Regions from separate parts of the Mus musculus genome. Here regions 2 and 3 are each linked to region 1. A link is a loop called in an ENCODE intact Hi-C map of the cell type or tissue named here. Cell type or tissue: left cerebral cortex. All regions are shown on one strand. Links, peaks and the distances in the headings refer to the core of each region. The heading gives the core; the rest is flanking DNA.

Region 1 (5,985 bases), core at 722-5,721:
CTAAAGGACAATCATGGGGACAAGAATATTTTACAATACACCCACATGGACTTTTATTTGTTTTAACTTTGAGACAGGGTCTCATGGAATCCAGACTGCCCTCTAACTCCCTCTATGGCCATAGATGACCTCGGCCTCGCCCCTCTCCCGATGCCCAGGACTGAGGATTGGACCTAGGACTTGGAAGCACGTAAGCTAGGCAAATGCTCTACCACTGAGTTATCGTTCCAGCCTGACCTTGAACTTTTGAGTCACTTGCATCCACTTCCTGAGTTCTGGGTTACAGGCATGTGTGACCATGCTGTGCGTTCATTGCTGGGGATGGAACCCAGGGCTTTGTTCAAGCACTCCGCCATCTGAACTACACAGCCCTTAGCTGCCTTTTGTACTTCTTAAATTCCTGCTCAGCCTGGAGTGCCCCCTAACTCTATGAATAGTCTGAGCATTCTGAGCTTGCACATGGATATGCCTGATGATATTGGTAGCCCCGTTCTTCTGCCTTCTTGGACCATATACAAAAATTTCACTATGATTTCCGCCATGTTATTCCAAATTCTCACCAACGTGTCTTTCCACACAGATGGATTGTCACACTTTAATCACTTTCTATTTTGGACTTTTAAACTGCATCTAGTGTTTTTATATGATATTAAAAATGTTAGGAGTGGTTTCCTCATGGATGGAGACATTCTCTTGGTGTAAATTATCATCTTGCACATGGGGTAACTTGCATATTCTTTAGCATTTCATATAGATTACTCTTTATCTCATCAGTTGTGCATTCCTTGAGAAAATAAGCCGTGCTTTTACAAATTCCTAGCTTTATAAAGATCCTGTCACTTTGTGCCAACTCAGAACAGTAACACAAAAGGAACACAGCTCTATTGAGATGCAATTTACACAGTCTAAAATGCACCTTAAAGTATACATCTCTGCTTATTTATTAATTTTTTTTGGGGGGGGAGACAAATTCTCTCTGTATAACCCAGACTGACCTCAGATTCACTAAGCAGCCCAGGTTAGCCTTGATCTCTCTGTGTTCATGTACCTGTGTGTGTGTGTGTGTGTGTGTGTGTGTGTGTGTGTGTGTGCACGTGTGTGTGCGTGTAGACATGTGGTAAGCTACTGCCCATTCCCTAGCACAATCCAAGTCTACTTTTTTTTCTCTCTGCCTATTTTGCTGACTGGAAATAGAATTTCAAGATGGAGGTAACTGTGGCTGGCTTCTTTCATGTAGTGAGAGGTTTCTAGGGGTCCCCACACCGAGATCCATGAGACCTGCGAGCTCATTCCCTTCACTAAAATCCTAGATTGTTCTGTGGTGAGGCTGGCAGGTGCCGTGCTGACCGATTCTTTTGGAAGCGCCCTCCCTGGCCTTGTGGCAAATGCCCACCATCCTGCTCTCCCCTCTCCAGGTTTCAGTATACATCATAACTCTCTCAGCCTTCACCTCTTTCTTCCCCCCACTTCTGGGCTAACTTTAAAAAATAATCTTTTTTTAGCACAGAGCTTTCTTGTCTGCATCTGCTGACTGGCCACAGGGAAACTGACCTTATTCTGGGAACGAAGGTGGAAGGCTTCCTTGGGGAGATGCTATGTGAAGGTCAGGTAAGTGTGTATGTGTGTGTGTGTGTGTGTGTGTGTGTGTGTGTGTGTGTGTATGTGTATACAAGCAAGTACAGAAAACCAGAATATTCTTAAATAACCCCAAAACATAATTTTCTTGGCCACAGAACTTCAAGATGGCCCATGGGATACAAAGGTGGCTCTTCAGCCATTTATGGTCTAAGACAGAATGGTACCACTCTCAAGTAGTACTTCTTTACAATTGAGCACAGACTGACATTCCTTCAAGATAGCAAACCCACAATTAACCCCCCCCCCCTTCATGCTTTGCACAGGGTCTGCCTTGTTGTCCTTTAGGACCACCTTAAAAAAAAACTGTACCTAAGAGGTCAAGGAAAGCTGTATGAGGGATAGAGTCAAGAAGGCTTCATGAGAAATGTTATCTGTGCTACAACTCAGGCACAGGCTGGAAGAGAATTCTAGAAAGGAGAGTGTGCAGACATCCAACTGTGTGAGAAATGGGGCAGCAATTTTGAGTATGGCGAACACCCAAACAGGAAAGGGGCATTGAGAAGGGCTGTGTCAGGTTCTCTGCTTTCCCCAGTAGGAAGAGGCGATGTCTTCAAGCAATGAAGGAGAAGGTGGACTCTGGGTCCAGGAAGGCTGCAGAACTGTAGACAAAGGCTCAGAAGCTCAAGCAGACATGTGACATGAGAACTCAGGTCACTGGTGGGTCATACAAATGGAGCTATGAGTAAATATTATAACATCTAGTATTTCCATTAGTTTCTTAAACATTCTGGGAAGCACAACACTTTTTGTGACTCATAGTCTACTAAATATTAGAAGACAGCATACATAAATTCATCATTTAGTCAACATGTACTTGTTATTATTTTATTTCATGTGTTTTGGTGTTTTGTCTACATGTATATGTGTGCCCTGAGTGAGTGCCTGGTGCCCTCAGAGACCAGAAGAGGGCATCCATTTCCCTGGAACTGGAATTAAAGATAGTTGTAAGGCACTATGTGGGTGCTGGAAGTTAAACTCAGGTCATCTTGAAGAGTAGTCACTGCTTTTAACCACTGAGCCATCTCTCCAACCCCTAGTCAACAAGTATTAAATGTTGCTTTAGGCTTTGGTAACACAGCAGTAAGTCAGACATGATGTCAGACTTTTGGACATTTGCATTGTAGTAAGGGGAGACAAAGAGGAAAAAAGTAACAGGAATGAATGCTTCAAGAGAAACGAGCAAGGCTAACCACCTTAGTTTAAAACTTCGTTAAAATAATGAACAAGCCAAGACAATGGCCACTTCCTAGTGAGCTACTTCACCAACTGGTCTCCTTACAAATGTTACAAAATGTAAGACTGGGCTTCAAAGCTGCCTTCTCTACAAGAGAATGGGCTTAAAAGGTTTTATTGTATCAGGGTAAGCAATTATTCAGTTCAATATGAAAATGCCCAGGATACTTCAACACAATGCATATTGACACTTAATTTCCAGGGACTACACTAAGAGTCCGAGAGCCTCGGCATCAGTAGGTAAACACAGTTGTTGTTTTCTCTTCAGTGGATCTATGCACAGAATGAGATGCCTAAGATGCAAAGATACAGAAGACACCACCATCCGGCTCTCTCTTCCTTTGACAGAATCTCTCTGTGTAGCCCAGGCTAGCATGAAGCTCCCGATCCACTGCTTCAGCCTCCTAACTACTTTGTCTACTTTGACAATGTTCCACTCCACAAGAGAAAACAAATTCAGAACAAAGGTAAGAAATGATGGTTCTGGTTCTGAGTACTGAGTGCCAAGTACTGAGTGCTGAGTACCCAGAGTGTTGCTTTGCTGAAGTCGAGGGGCCACATTTAAAAAGTAAGGGGAAGTAAGCGCACAGAAGGAACTGATATTTATTGGGAGCAGTGCTCCCTGCATTGGCAGAGATGCTCCATAAATATTCGTTCGATCACTTGTCATCCTTCAGGAAAGGATGTTGTAGCTATTTCACAGGTCAAAGAAGCAAGGCACAGGGAGATTAAATAGTTTTGGGCAGAGTAAGCTACAGATCCACAGGCCCAGTCACTAAGAGGCTCACAGTCTCTCCACTGTCTAGCTGTGGATAAGAGTGCCCCCGTGTGGCCAAAATTTTCAGTCTGAGCAAAGGAACAGAGTGGGCATGTATAGGCAGAGATGAATTTAGGAGCAATAAGGGCTTAGGAGTTCTTAAACTATATCATTGCCAGAACATGGTACACACCCAGAGAATCCACCTACTATCTTAGAGTCAGGGACTGACATCTCTGTCCTGGTTTTAGGAAGAAAAGTGTGATGGGGAGGAAGTTGGGGGTAGGTGGGGTAGTGGGGAGAAAAGGCTGGAAGACCATAAAAGGTATTGCTGTGTGCTAATATAGAGGACCGTGAGGCTGACGTAGGAGACTGGCGGTGGATGCAAGCCAACAGGGTAAGATTGGGGAAGGTGGAAGAAATGTCTCCACCCCTTGCTGATCTCACAGTTGCTGGGTATAGATGATGCAGCTTTGGGGCATGGCATTGCCATCACCAAGACGGGCAAATCACAAAGGGAACGCAGTGAGTGAGTAGAAGAGATTTTGGACTTAGTGGGTGAGGACATCCAAGAGAGCAAGGTACATGACGACGTGCAGGAAAGATGAGCCAAGTAAAGAAGAGACTAGAACAACGCTGTGCTAGACTTTCCAGGCTCTGGGGACAGCTGAGGCTAGAACGATGAGAAAGAGAGAGGAGTGAGCCAGAAGAGGAGAGAGACAAGGGGAAGGGGAGTCTGCCGAGGAAGGATGAAGACAGAGGGAAGCATAGTTGGGAAGGAGAAGCGCTATAAAACCCAGGTAAGAGGGATGAGGCCTAAAGAGGAGGAGGTGGCTAATGGGTTACTCCTGGGAGCCTCCCTGAGACAGGCTTCCTGCAGGGCGGAAGCCGCAGCAAGATCTGAGGATGGGTGATTGGTGGGCGGGAATGAAGGTACTCTCTGTTCTCAGAGAGCTAGACAAGCAGAGGCTAACACAAGGAACAAGTGCCAAGAACCCTCAGTGGTCCAACACCGGCTGCTGTCCCGATCCATTGCTAGAACGGGGAGAAGAGAGTTCTTTCTCTTTCCTCTGGGGCAGTGTAGCATTCCCAATGGGTGGGGCCAGGGGAAACAGTCCCATCTTCTCCCACTGCTTAAAGACTAGACTGTCGCAAAGCTTGTGTTCTTGTGACAGCCTACTGATTATTCTAGAGTGATGCCCTCTCTTGACAGGAGCAAAGCAGACTGGGCTTGTAGCAGAAGGCAGAATAGCTTGGCAGCTATGTGACAGACATGATGCTGAGCTTGGCTACGTCACTGACACCGTGACTTCAGGTTTCCAGCCCTGTGACAGACATCTAAAATAAACAGCATGCATAGAGGAAAGGTCTAATTTTGTTTATTTTGCTTGTTTGCTTGTTTCAGTCCATGATTGGTTTGTCTAGTCTGGTGTGTGCGTGCGAGTGTGGGTACTCACATGTCTGTCTGTCTGTCTGACTGTGGGTTTGGGTGTCTGTACCTTCCTTTCCACCTTATTTTCGGAAACAAGGCTTTTCAGTGACTCCGAAGCCTCAGGATCTTCTCATTCCGGCTTCCCAGTACCAGGATTATAAGCAGTCAGTACTCTGCCTCCCTTTCTTGTTGAATGTGAACTCTGGTCCTCACATTTCCATGCGATCACCTTACTGATCGATGTCACCAGCTCACCAGCCCAAGCCTGTTGATTCTGAGCTTCTGATGAGGCGGTGTGCTCTGGCAGAAGAGATGGGAGCAGAGGGAAGGGAGATGGCAGAGCGAAACTGCTCACCTCATTGTTAGGGCAGAGAAAGAAGGCTGGGGAAGAGGGAGGGAGGGAAAGGAAGAGGGAGAGGGAGAAGGGGAGGGAGGGAGGGAGGGAGGGAGAGAGAGAGAGAGAGAGAGAGAGAGAGAGAGAGAGAGAGAGAGAGAGACACCCTCCCCACGCCCTTAAACAGCACACACCAGCAACCTAATTTCCTCTCATCAGACTCCAGTTTCCCACCTCCCAGCAGTGCCATGAGTGGCTTTTTACCATGCTGACCTTTGAGGGACATTTAGGATCTGCACAATACCAGTAAGTTGCATAATAGCTGTGACCCAGTTTCTTTATCTGCACACAGGAAATAGCATCACTTGACATCATAACTGGAATGCGGGACCCAGGCCGCACAGAGCCAGCCCCGGGGACACACTGGCTCTCATTATTGGTCCTGTGCCCTTTCTGTGTCCTAGGGATACAGAACCTGGGGTGCTACCTTCACATTGCCATTACACAGTCACGCTTGTCGTGGTTTTGGCTTTTAGTTTGGTTATGTGTCAGAGCCGGCGAATGAGTGTTTGCCTTGAAGTTTCGAAGCTC
Region 2 (5,985 bases), core at 413-5,412, 310 kb before region 1:
TCAACCTAGATATTCACAGGACCTGGCTCCCTTCAGCCTCTCCTTAGAGATCATCACTTAGGTAATTGTGTGTGGGTTGGATCTCCCTTCTCCATGGCTCTTAAAATCAATACCTTGGTACTTCATGGCATTTACTATTAAGTAAGACTGTGTGGGCTGTTGCTGGTAGATTAAACCCTTCTTTCTACAATTTCCAGAAAGCCAAGACCTTGTCTGGTTTGTCACTGAAGATCCAATGTCAAAAATCAAACAACCCACTGGGCCAGCTGAACAAACAAAAGAGTTCTCCAGTGTCATACCTTACTTATCTTTAAAAATGAAACTCTGTCTCTCTTCCCATTGAAATGTAACATTCTAACACTCCTACCTCTGTGACAATGGAGTGAGATCTAGGTAGGGTGCAGATGTATGTGTTGAAAAAGCTTTTTCTAATAGGCGTAAATTAGGATCTAAATAGGTTCTTAAAGAGTCCGCAGGAGGCTTCACTCTGCTTCCTACTGCTAGGCCTGCTGCTGACTGACATCAGTAATTAACTAGCTGTTGTGTGGATCTGGCTGCAGAGGGTGAATCCTTCACTCCTAGGAGCAGCTGATAACTGCCCAAAAGGAGGGAGTAAAGCACCTTACCTGTGCATCCTCTCCGGGGTCCCCTACAGTCTCCACCAGCCGGGAGAGGACATCGGAGAGTGTGTCTGCAGACAGGGGCTGCTTCAGTGCCCTGAAAATCTGGAAGGATCGCCCAGCATAGTGTCGGGAAGAACACGAAAGGGCCGTCTGCAGGGCCACCTCGCTGAGATGACGCTCCAAGTGTATTCCTTCTGAGAAGACACGGGAGACCATGGGTGCCTGTGTACAACTCGGAGACTTGTAGCCAGACGCTAATCATGTTACCACCAGTGCCCTGCAGAGCACAGTTTAATTATGTACAGTGATTGCACTGTGTTTGCACTGGGGAGAGATCTTTGTTCTGATCTCCAGGGAAGGGATCCTGGGGACCAGGATGTCTTAGGTCTCACCCTCGGACATGCTGACAGTTGGGAACAGGTAGTTTACTGTAAAGAGGGATGTCCTTCCTAGGTAGTGAATAGTATTTAGTAACACCCTAGTTACTTTGCCAACTATACAATGAGGACAAAAATGACTCTAGGCACTGCCAAAGGTAAGGAGGAGCAGAACCTATTCCTAGCAGGCAAGTGCCATGTCTGCATAGAATGCTGCTTTTCCCAAGACTGTCAGAATGTGGTAAATTTTAAATTGCAGAAAACTTGACTTACATACAAAGGATTTTAAAATGTATAATTGCTGTATATTTCCCTTTGAGGCAGCGATTCTCAATCTGTGAGTTATGACCACTTTGGGGGTCACATATTAGATATCTTGCATACCAGGTATTTATGAGTCACAATAGTAGCAAAGCAACAGTTATGAAGTAGCAATAGAAATAATTTTATGGTTGAGGTCACTAAACATGAGGAACTGAATTAAAGGGTTGCAGTATCAGAAAGTCTGAAAACCACTGCTTTAATGTCATTTTTCATAACTCTAAATTGTATTATACAATTTTACAGTCAGCCATGTGACTATGCCATGGGTAGAAATCTTATTTTTAACTACTAGTTTTTCTTTACCAATACATCTGTTACCATTCACATACTAAACAAGAAAATCTTTCTTAAAATGTGTACATAGGAGAATATTAGTTTCCAATCTTCTAGCTGGGCCTCACAGCCATACAGACATTGTATGGAGATCAAATGTGGCGTGGTGTATTCATCAAAGACGGTACCTGCATTTGACTGCTTGAAGACGGAAACCACGTGCTTCAGGAACGTGGCGAGCTGATCAGCACTCTTGATGCTAGGGTTCTTGGAAGAAACGTCCTCATGGTTCCAAAGGGGCCCTCGTTTTCTGAAAACAGGGGACAGCGACATTCATTTGTCTAGAGTTGGCATAAGCTCTTGCCCTTAGCTGCCCCTACTTCGCCTTGACACGTGGGAGATGGCTGAACTCATCAGATCACGGGCTACAACCTACTCCTATTATTTAAGCACATGGACAAGGATGGGCCCACAGCAAATGTTGGGAGACAGGACTGGAGCTCAGAGATGGCCAAAGAAGGTGACAGACTAGCCCGATGAGAGGACTGCTTATAGAAAAGGGAAATTTAAAATTTAGGATTCCTGTGTAGTTTCCTTCAGTGTCATTTTTCCTAGTCCCTAATTACATTTCATAATTTCGTGACTTGATCTCCCACAAAAACTAACCTCCCAATTTCTGGGTAGATATCAGAGGGACATACGCACAGGCAAAACCCATATAAAATGGTTATTTATTGTTTTATGTGTGTTGCACAGGCATGTGTATATATGCAAGACATGCCATCCCTGTGGCCCTTTGAGGTTGGAAGAGGAAGTCAGATCCCCAGGGACTGGAGTTAGCAGAGGGCTGTGAGCAAACCCTGTATCCTCGGCCACTGCGGAGCCAACTCTCCAGCCAACACTTTTATTTTTTTTTAAATATAATTTATAACCATGGGCCTGGTTTTCAAGGCTCTGCAGTGTGAATTTTTGCAGGTTCTCTAGCACTGTGTAGAAATCACTTTTCTGGGCATTACCCATCAGGACTTTGAGAAAACGGTGAGTTTGGCAGTGGTAAAGAAGTTTTGGCTCTCACCATAGGGCATCTATTTATCTATTATGGAATGCAGCAGGCCCTAAAAAAGTATTTGCTGGTTGACTGACTAGACTATTATGACTCCATATAACAGTGTTATCTCTGGCATCTAGTCATATACATACCATATGTATTTTTTTTCAAAAGTCATATATATATATATATACAATATGTATAAGTACAATAAAAACTTGTGTGTTTCAAAGTACAGGGTTTCAGAAAAATCTAAACCTGGCTTGTGCCATTTGACAGAAGCGAAGCTAGCTCGGCCCCAGGGATGCTGGGGATGCCATGGGATGTTGGGGATGCTGGGATGGAGAGAGCCGCCCGGTTACCTTGAGGTAATGAACTCCATGAGGGTTTTGACTTTTCCATCCTGCTCCACTGAGAGGTCCACCTCGCCGAGGAGGGTGGTGTGGAGGTGTGAAATGGCAGCGCTGTTGTTTCCTAAGCTGATACTAGAGGAGGTAGAACTGGAGCTAAGCCCTGAGTCGGTCATAGGGGACGGCTGGTAATCGGGTGTAAAATCGTTAATGCCTGCTGAGAGAGAAAGCCAACCGTGAACACACGCACAACAGGACTATGGGAGTGTGCATAAAACCGGCACTGTGCGTTGCTACTCATAGACAGCATGGGATACAGGAGGGCGTGGGCGGAGGAGCGGCCATGATTCATTCAACGGCGCGGCAGCTACAGCAGGGCTTTAAGGGTAGATGCTGCTGTTTGCAGCTAGTTATTAAAGTTCAGCTGCACTCACTGAGCGGTCCTCTGCTGCCACCTGCCGGAGACCACGGACAGCGGCAAAGTCCTAGCAATTGGGGTGTTTTCACCTTTATTAAAGCGAGCTACATTTCTGTAATGTGAACTAATTTTCAACTTCATAGGAAAAAAAGCTATAGTCTTGGCTCCATTTTACTTTCAAGACTGTGTTTTAGTTTTTATTTAATATTTATATCAAGCCAATTGCTAAACACTGTTAAAGTTTTTTTTTTTTGGTTTTTTGAGACAGGGTTTCTCTGTATTGCCCTGGCTGTCCTGGAACTCACTTTGTAGACCAGGCTGGCCTCGAACTCAGAAATCCGTCTGCCTCTGCCTCCCGAGTGCTGGGATTAAAGGTGTGCGCCACCATGCCCGGCAACACTGTTAAAGTTTAAAGCCTCACAAAATGGCAAAAGGACATTTAGAAAGCATTACGCTCTGGGATGTTGAGTGAAATTGCTTTCATATAAAACCAGGAGGGCTTGTTCTATTTTTGCTTTTAAAATTTTTTTAAGTTACATTTTTTTAGTTTAATTTTGTGTCTGCTGCGGGAGTGGTGGAAGTGCACATGTAGGTAGGTAGATGTGTGAGAGTGTGTGTGTGTGAATGTGAGTATGGTGTGTGAGTGTGTAGGCCAAGGACAATTTGCTGCCATTGGTTTTTTTTTGTTGTTTGTTTGTTTTTTCCTTTTTCTTTACCCCAAGGACCTGGTCCTTAGTCTGCCTTTTAGCCAGTTTAAAAATGTTATCAGTGCTGTGTCTGCCATGTGAGTAGATAAAAAGGCAAAGGTACTTTGATTCCTAAAAAATAAGCCATTATTTTGTAAACTGTTGTAGTAGTCAGAGTGGAATAATAATAATAACAATATAATAATAATTGGTGTGAGTGGACTCTGAGGATCAAGAAAACAGACTTTAACACAGACACAGAACACTATGAAATAATTGTCATCATACAAGTCTCAAATTAAGCACTTTTTGCTTCTTCTTCAACTTATATATTCCCACCCTAAAGTCTGTTTGCTAGGCAGCCTTAGAAGCAGGAGACGTGACGACACGTTGCAACGCATTCTTTGGTTGGTTATGAATGATTCAGACGCTACTTGAAATGATACAACTGCATCTGAAATGTTTACGCAGTTCAACCTCTCCTTGGCTGACTTCTCACTCCCGCAGGGCTCCAACCCGAAGGCGTTCCAAGTCGGTACCTGTGAACGTGTAATCTGAGTGTGCCGTCTGCTTGACTGTCAACACCCTGGGCTCATTGAATTCCTTGTCCCTGAGGAGGACAGAGGCGACAGTCCGGATGTCACTGTTGGGTCCCATCACTATCAGTAAGTGCAGCAGCAGGCGCTTGCAGTGCTCGTACACCTCAGGGTGGCAGTGATCAAACCCTGGAGAGGACAGGACAGAAGCAGCGTCGGCTAGGAGGGCCGTGTGCTTGTCGCAAAACCCATATGACGAAGTGGGCCCACTGGCTGCACACAGCTTCCTGACGTGCAATGGTGCCGCGTGAGTGTGTGACCCCCACGCCCTCTGGAAACTCCAAATCAAATCTGCATGACTGAGATCAGAATGGGGATACTACCTCAGGAATGGTCACAGAACTCTTTCGGGATCAATGAGACACACACACACAAGGGAAACAGTCTGTGTATGTCGAGTACACACCCAGAGAGTGTGCAAGCTGTGATGTGTTCAGCCCAGGCATGGAGATACCATGGATAGGAGAGCTCACAGTATGTAAGAGATGTCATGCCATATTATGTATTACACAGCTTAGTTCTAAATGGGCCGTAAGTTCCCACACACAGCTATAATGGCCACCTGCCCACAGTATACCTAGGGAGAATTGGGCTAACTATTTTTTTTTTTGTTTTTCTTTGTTTTTTATTTTTTGTTTTGTTTTTTTGTCTTTTTGAAACAGGGTCTCACCTCATAACCTGGCTAGCCTGGAACTCACAGAGATCTGCCTGGCTCTCAAGTCAACTTTTACATTTGTTTCATGCCCAATACTTCAAAACCTCTTAGAACAGGGGTCCTCAACCTTCCTAATGCTGCCCCCTTTAATACAGTTCCTCCTGCTGTGGGGACCCCAACCAAAATGTTATTTCATTGCTACTTCTGTAATTTTTCTATGGGTCACAATGTAAATATCTGATATGCAGGATATCTAACATGCAATCCCTACGAAAGGGACATCTGGCCCCACGCCAACCCCCAAAGAGGTTGCAACCTACAGGTTGAGAACCACTGATCTAACCACCTTAAAATGGTCCTGGAGGTACAAAGTGGAGGAATTAGAACTTGTTACCTATAAAAATTGCATGAAGCAGCAGGTGGAGGTAACTTCCCCATTCCACCTTCACGCTGTGGTCAATGATCAGATCTGTCAGCAGGATCACGGCTATGTTACACCTGGGACAGGAAGGACACGGGGTTAGCAGCTTACCAGAGCGGGAATGACCTAGAGGAAACTGTACAAATGCCTCCAAGACTCGAGTATTCTACAGAAACAGAGTTTTCTAGAGGGTAAAAAGAGGGGGAAAATGCAG
Region 3 (5,985 bases), core at 413-5,412, 56 kb before region 1:
GTCTTGGAACTTACTCTGTAGACCAGGCTGGCTTCGAACTCAGAAATCTGCCTGCTTCTGCCTCCCAAGTGCTGGGAGTAAAGGTGGGTGCCACCACCGCCTGGCTGCTCTGCTTGTTCTTAAACTAACTCTGGCAATATATTCTAATCTTCTGGCTCTTTGTGGCTTCAACTGCCTTTGCTAACCTGCACTGAATTGCACAAACTCAACTCCACTGCACTGCATTCAACTTCTCTCTCTCTAAGTCACCTCTTTTTCCTACCCTCATGAGAATTGGGCATATCTTTAACTCGTTCTGTAGAATCTTTCTCTGATTTGTTACTTCATCTGCCCCTCAATTAGATGTCACTTTTTAAAAAAAAGATTTATTTATTTTATGTATGTGAGTGAACTGTAGCTATCTTCAGACACGCCAGAAGAGGGCATAGGTTCCATTACAGATGGTTGTGAACCATCATGTGGTTGCTGGGAATTGAACTCAGGACCTCTGGAAGAGCAGTCAGTGCTCTTAACCACTGAGCCATCTCTCCAGCCGTAGAAGTCACTTTCAAAATGGGTACTTCTTTCTACCAACTAACTTTACTGTCATTGTTATAGAGTATGTACTAAGGATGTGTCTATATTCTAGCCAGAAGGATTGAAGGTGTGTTATTCCAGCCAGATCACATAGACCTAGATCATCTTTGGAGGCGATCCCTTCCCGGAGCAGCCAATTGCTGCATTAAAATTCCTCTACAAGACAGATCACCATTGTTAAGCATCTCAAAGAACAAATTATCCACTAAGGAAAAAGTAGACAGCCCAAACAATAAACTCAGTTTAAATGAGAAATATAAAGATGACAACAATTTTTAAGAGTTTCTATTTGATGGTGGTGACACTTCTTTTCCTGGTAGCCAGAGACTGATTGGTAACTGACTGACTGTTTCCTGAGAGGGACCTTTCTGTCATGGAGGAAGGGACTGTGTTGAATGCTAAATTGATGTCAAGAGCTGCGTAATCTTAATCACTAACTTCTATTCGTCAGAGTCAAAAGTTAAACTGTATTCGAGAAGCCAGAATAGGGTCTGGGATGTAGTTTATTGTAGAGCACTTGTCTGCAGTGTGTGTGAGGAAGATGTCTCTGCCACCACCACAGCCAGCAGAGTAACATCCACGGAAGAGAAGGTAGTTTGGTTCAACACAACTAAGTTCAGTGTTGGTTCAAACTTTGGGAGTCTGGCCTTTCATAGTTTGTCTTAGATATATTTAAGTACAGCGCAATTTGATGAAAATGTTCCTGGCGATAACTCAATCACTTGTGCACTATAAAGTGTACACAAATCTCCTTGAGGAACAAAGGAAGCCAAAGAAAGATCAGAAGTGACTATATTGAAATTCTTTGTAAACTACACGTGCATAAACATGGATTCTATAGATTAACTACATGTGACACCTTACATATAGATGGGTTCTATATATAGGCTGCAAAAAAAAAAAAAAAATAACCCCTTGATAAGGACCTGGGGGAGGATCTGGTGTGGTCTTAGCCTCATAGTGCAAAGGTCACTAGACTATTATTAACTGTGTCAGTCCCCAGCCTTCTGGGTAAATAATGGTATGTTTCCCTCCCTTTGATGGAACAACCATGTATGATTAACATTCCATGTGCTTACCTGGGAGCACGGGGACCGTTGTGCCTCCTACACTTGTCTAGCACTTACAAAGTCCTGAATTCCACTTGCAACACAACAAAAGAAGAAAAAGCCAGCGTATTGGCTCTGCCTTGTGATTTTTCAGAAATAGAATTTTATTGACTGTCAAACAGGGCATGTCATATAAAAATCAACGCAGGCAAATTCGTTCAGTGTTCACACAAAAATATTTTTGATGTTCAAAATGAAATATCTCACATCAAATGAAATTTCACCTCTAGTGAAATTTCCCTTTTTACCTCCATGCTTTAGGCTTGCAGATGTGCTGAGTAAAAGCACGTGCACACGCGCTCACACGCACACACACGCGCGCGCACACACACGCTCACACACGTGCTCACATGCACACACGTGCTCACACGCACTCACACACACACACACACACACACACAGACACTCCCCCCACATACACACACCCCACATACCCCATATTTAAATGGTGATGTGTAGACAAAGCATTTTCCTGAGAGGCTGCAAAGATGCAAGGACAGCTTTCACACAGTGCTCAGCTAACTTAAATTAAGCAAAGGGTTCTCAAAAGGGAGGACCAAACTTCCCATGACTAGACTTAGCTGGAGGAGGAATCCAACTTACACCACTGTATTGGCTGCCTCGGATCCCAGAGGTTCCCAGAGTTTCTCTTTTTTATTTTATTTTATTAGATTTATTTATTTTATGTGAGTACACTGTTGCTCTCTTCAGACACACCAGAAGAGGGCATCAGATCTCATTACAGATGGTTGTGAGCCACCATGTGGTTGTTGGGAATTGAACTCAGAACCTCTGGAAGAGCAGTCAGTGCTGAGCCATCTCTCCAGCCCCAGGGTTTCTCATTTTTTTAATTAATTCAGTCCTACAGTGTTCCTTCCAGGAAGCTGTTGTCTGGGGGACCAAGTTAAGAAGTTGTCTTTTTTTTATTTGAGGCCACTAATAATGGGTAAAAGAACCCACTGTTGAGTGCTGACCATGAGAATGGATCCATGGGCCAAGCAGGTCACCTATGGATAGATGATGGTCACTTTTATAGCTCCACCATTGTGATGAGCCACCAAGTCACATTGACCACACTGTGGGTCACCTAGGTTTGAACGGTGACAGTTTCACGGTGACACTTTCACAGGAAATGCTTTCCAGTTACAGATCTCACTCATCTCTAGACCTCAGAATGGACGTCCAATACTAAAACACAACCTTTCCTGAATTTCTAGTTCCATAGACAATGAGTTTTCTATGGGTCTTGACTTCCCAACCAACTTCCACATCACTCATTCCTGTTCTCTACCAGAAAACTTAAAATGCTGAAAATTAAAATTAAATGAGAGTGAGCGAACTGGGGGAGGTGGGGGTGGGCGAGAAGACCCAGAAGCTATTATTCAAAGATCTCCCGGGAAGCTCTAAGCAAGGCAGGGTGTAACTTCTTTCCTGTGTAGTGTGTGATAGCTCCCAAGGAAGCCAAGAATATGCCACGCTCATGTCAATCGAGAGTCTTCTACAGCAAGCATTTCAAAGGGGTGAGAGAATTACAGGTTTCTGTTTCAATAGAAGTATATTATTTTAAGGTACACTTGAAATTTTAAATGTGTACAAAGTCAGAGGTTTAAAAACGGTTGGAAACCACAGACTCAGTTTAGGAAGCAGATGGTTGTGACCCTGCCTTCTCGCTTAATCCACGCCTGGTTTTACAGTCCTCACAGGTAAGCAGGCAGTGCCTAGAAGAGAAGCAGAAACAGATGGTGACTCACACTTTGACAATTGGAACTCTTGTGTCTGTCTGCCTGTCTGTCTGTCTGCCTGTGTCTGTCTGTGTGTCTTCCATCTCCTATCTTCCTAAGTGCTCATCTTACCACAGTAAGCAATGCAGAGAAATGTCTGATTTTATAGTTCACTAGCTCACCTTTTTTTTTTTAAAGTGGGATAATAGTTTCTTAGTTTACTATTATCCAAATACCATTCAATGTTTATGTTGAAACAGATGGTTGTATTTGTGCTTGGAGTCACACAAAAGCTAAACACAGTGACTCTTTGACCTTGAATCACTGGAGTGATTCCTACCACAACAAAAAAATAAATAAATCACAAAGTATTCCAGGTGAGTGGCTCACTTCTGTAGTCTCAAAGCTCAGGACCTAGGCTGGGAAGAGGCCTATGGGGGTTTTTCGATGAGACTTTTGCCTAAAAAGTAGCAATAAGTACACACCGCCTCTTGGACTGCAACATTGATTGGAGCTTGTTATACCTTGACTTTGTTAGAAAAGCAAATGGCCGTGTATTACTGCCTCTGAGGTGAGAGGGTAGTGGCCTTTCACACAGGGCTAAGCCTTGGGTTACCTTACACCAGTGCCAGCCCCGGTGGGGCTTTTCATGCCAGAAGCGGGCGGGTGAAACAGCTATAGAATGCAAAGCTGAAACAGAAAGTATGGCTTCTGGAAAAATGTAGGTTTCATCATTGTTCCAAAACCAAGAGTCATCACAATGCCTCCTTTGCTGACACTGCCTTTCTTTATTTTCCCTACACACATCAGAATCCTGGGCCAAGTGCACCGTAAGGTGACTCCAAAACACAGCTTTGCCAGGATGGAGCCACTCTGGAGTTGTCAGTAAACACTAATGCTTCCCCGCTGGCCTTGCAACCCATAAAGGGAAAGGTCAGGGGTTGCAAACAAATCAGATGTTGAAGTCTCATCTTCCTAGGACTGCCGGTGTCTTCTCAGAGAATCTCTGGACTGTGTGTAACTCAGGGTAGAGGTGATGGTTAGAGACCACCCACGTCTACCAGACCAGGGACGGTAGCATTCTAAAGTCAGGCAACCAGGAAGACAACTTGACCTTGACATCTAGTCCCACGTTGTTTCTGCTGCTGCCCTTCAAGTAGAACATAGCGTGACTGGCTCAGTGGGTGCTTTCTGGAGTATACAAGGTCCTATTTTCAACCCCCAGCACCACATACAACAGCCTGAGGTGGTGTATACCTGTCACGGGAGCACTCAGGAGAGACAGGGAGGCAGAAATGAAGATCAAGGTCATCCTTGAGCTACAGAGCAAGTTTGGGGCCAGCCTGGGCTACACGAGGTGGTCTCTAAAATAAAAGATGCAGCCCACTGTGACAAGTGAGAGGTCTTCAGAGGACTGTGTTTCCAACTAGTTCTGTGGCAGGACAATAGAAGTAATATTTGTTTGAATGTCATCAATAATTATTTTCCTTTCTCACAACACCCCAGGGAAGTTATTCTAGTCATTTTAGACAGATGAGGAACCTAGAGACGAGAGTATAAGAAAATTGTGGTAGTACTGACTTTCAATTTCAAGTCCACAGGAGCAGGGGACTTGCTGTACACTTCAGTCCAACTATGTATGTCCCTGTAGAGACTGTTTTTATCAGGACATGTAGTGTGTGTGTGTGTGTGTGTGTTTGTATGTGTGTGTATGTGTGTGTGTTTGTGTGTGTATGTGTGTTTGTATGTGTGTGTATGTGTGTGTGTATGTGTGTTTGTATGTGTGTGTATGTGTGTGTGTTTGTGTGTGTATGCGTGTTTGTATGTGTGTTTATGTGAGTGTATGTGTGTGTGTATGTGTGTGAATGTGTGTGTATGTATGTGTGTGTGTATGTGGGTGTGTGGGTGTGTGTGTGAGAGAGAGAGAGAGAGAGTCAGAGGCAGAGAGACAGATTAAAGGCTCTGAAAAGCTCTGTAGTAAGGAAGACTGTTTAAATGTTGAGCAATTGTGCAATGCATTCCTCAGAGGTTTATACAAGGCCTAGAATGTGGTAGGTATTCATTAAATGCACATTAAGTAGCATGATTAGTAGTGATTAAGTTAAATAATAGATAATTATTGAAGTTGAATAGTAATAAATCAAAGCTTGAGGGTTAAAGAGTTTTTCCTTAAGAAATAAAATTATTTATGTGCTTCATATTATAGTGAGTAAAGTCTCACTTCACTTCTTTTTGTTTGTTTGTTTTCAAGACAAGGCTTCACTATGTAGCCCTGGCTCTCCTGGAACTCACTGTGTAGACCAGGCTGGCCTTGAACTCACAGTGATCCTCCTACTTCTCCAGTGCTGGGACTAAAGGCTTCCATCATTTAACTCAGCTACTTCACTTCTTTCATTATCTTGATTACAATCCCTCCATCGGACCACAAACCTGTTATGCTCAGGACCAAAGCCAGCACCACGGAGCTGATCTTCAAAGGAATGGAATTTACTCTGGCACACTCTTATATAGGAAGCCTTCCCAAGGCCAAATCCCAAGAGACCAGCCACTGTAAAAGCAGGTTAGGAAAAACAGACAAT

Evidence for each region. A loop is a pair of places that touch in the nucleus more often than their neighbours do. Peaks named below come from ENCODE experiments on the same cell type or tissue, not always from the same donor. Only the 100,000 strongest peaks of a DNase experiment are listed, where the experiment ranks them.
Region 2: it touches region 1 in a loop (4-fold over the local background); 5 of 42 quality-filtered maps call a loop at or near these places.
Region 3: it touches region 1 in a loop (4-fold over the local background); 25 of 42 quality-filtered maps call a loop at or near these places.

Annotation. Positions count from the first base shown.
Region 1 is chr5:73,376,425-73,382,409 of GRCm38, forward strand. Gm34583 (a long non-coding RNA gene) reads left to right here. Exons shown (of 8, transcript XR_377017.2): 3 at 78-190; 4 at 1,503-1,608; 5 at 2,171-2,295; 6 at 3,140-3,338; 7 at 4,842-4,995. Among named protein-coding and RNA genes, the nearest start is that of Gm34583, 8.5 kb to the left of the region's middle. In left cerebral cortex, for the core only: a CTCF peak has its summit at 3,702 (motif pointing left); DNase peaks (open chromatin) are centred at 3,697, 4,025, 4,631 and 4,884; H3K4me3 peaks cover 792 bases; H3K27ac peaks cover 881 bases.
Region 2 is chr5:73,068,098-73,074,082 of GRCm38, forward strand. It overlaps Fryl (FRY like transcription coactivator), which reads right to left. Exons shown (of 63, transcript NM_028194.2): 40 at 5,745-5,848; 41 at 4,639-4,824; 42 at 3,008-3,212; 43 at 1,786-1,907; 44 at 627-817. Among named protein-coding and RNA genes, the nearest start is that of Slc10a4, 64 kb to the left of the region's middle. In left cerebral cortex, for the core only: a CTCF peak has its summit at 3,456 (motif pointing left); a DNase peak (open chromatin) is centred at 3,403.
Region 3 is chr5:73,320,445-73,326,429 of GRCm38, forward strand. Ociad2 (OCIA domain containing 2) reads right to left here. Exons shown (of 7, transcript NM_026950.4): 6 at 5,837-5,954; 7 at 1,754-3,403. The coding sequence ends at 3,322. Among named protein-coding and RNA genes, the nearest start is that of Ociad2, 16 kb to the right of the region's middle. In left cerebral cortex, for the core only: a CTCF peak has its summit at 2,415 (motif pointing right); no DNase peak of the experiment used is centred there.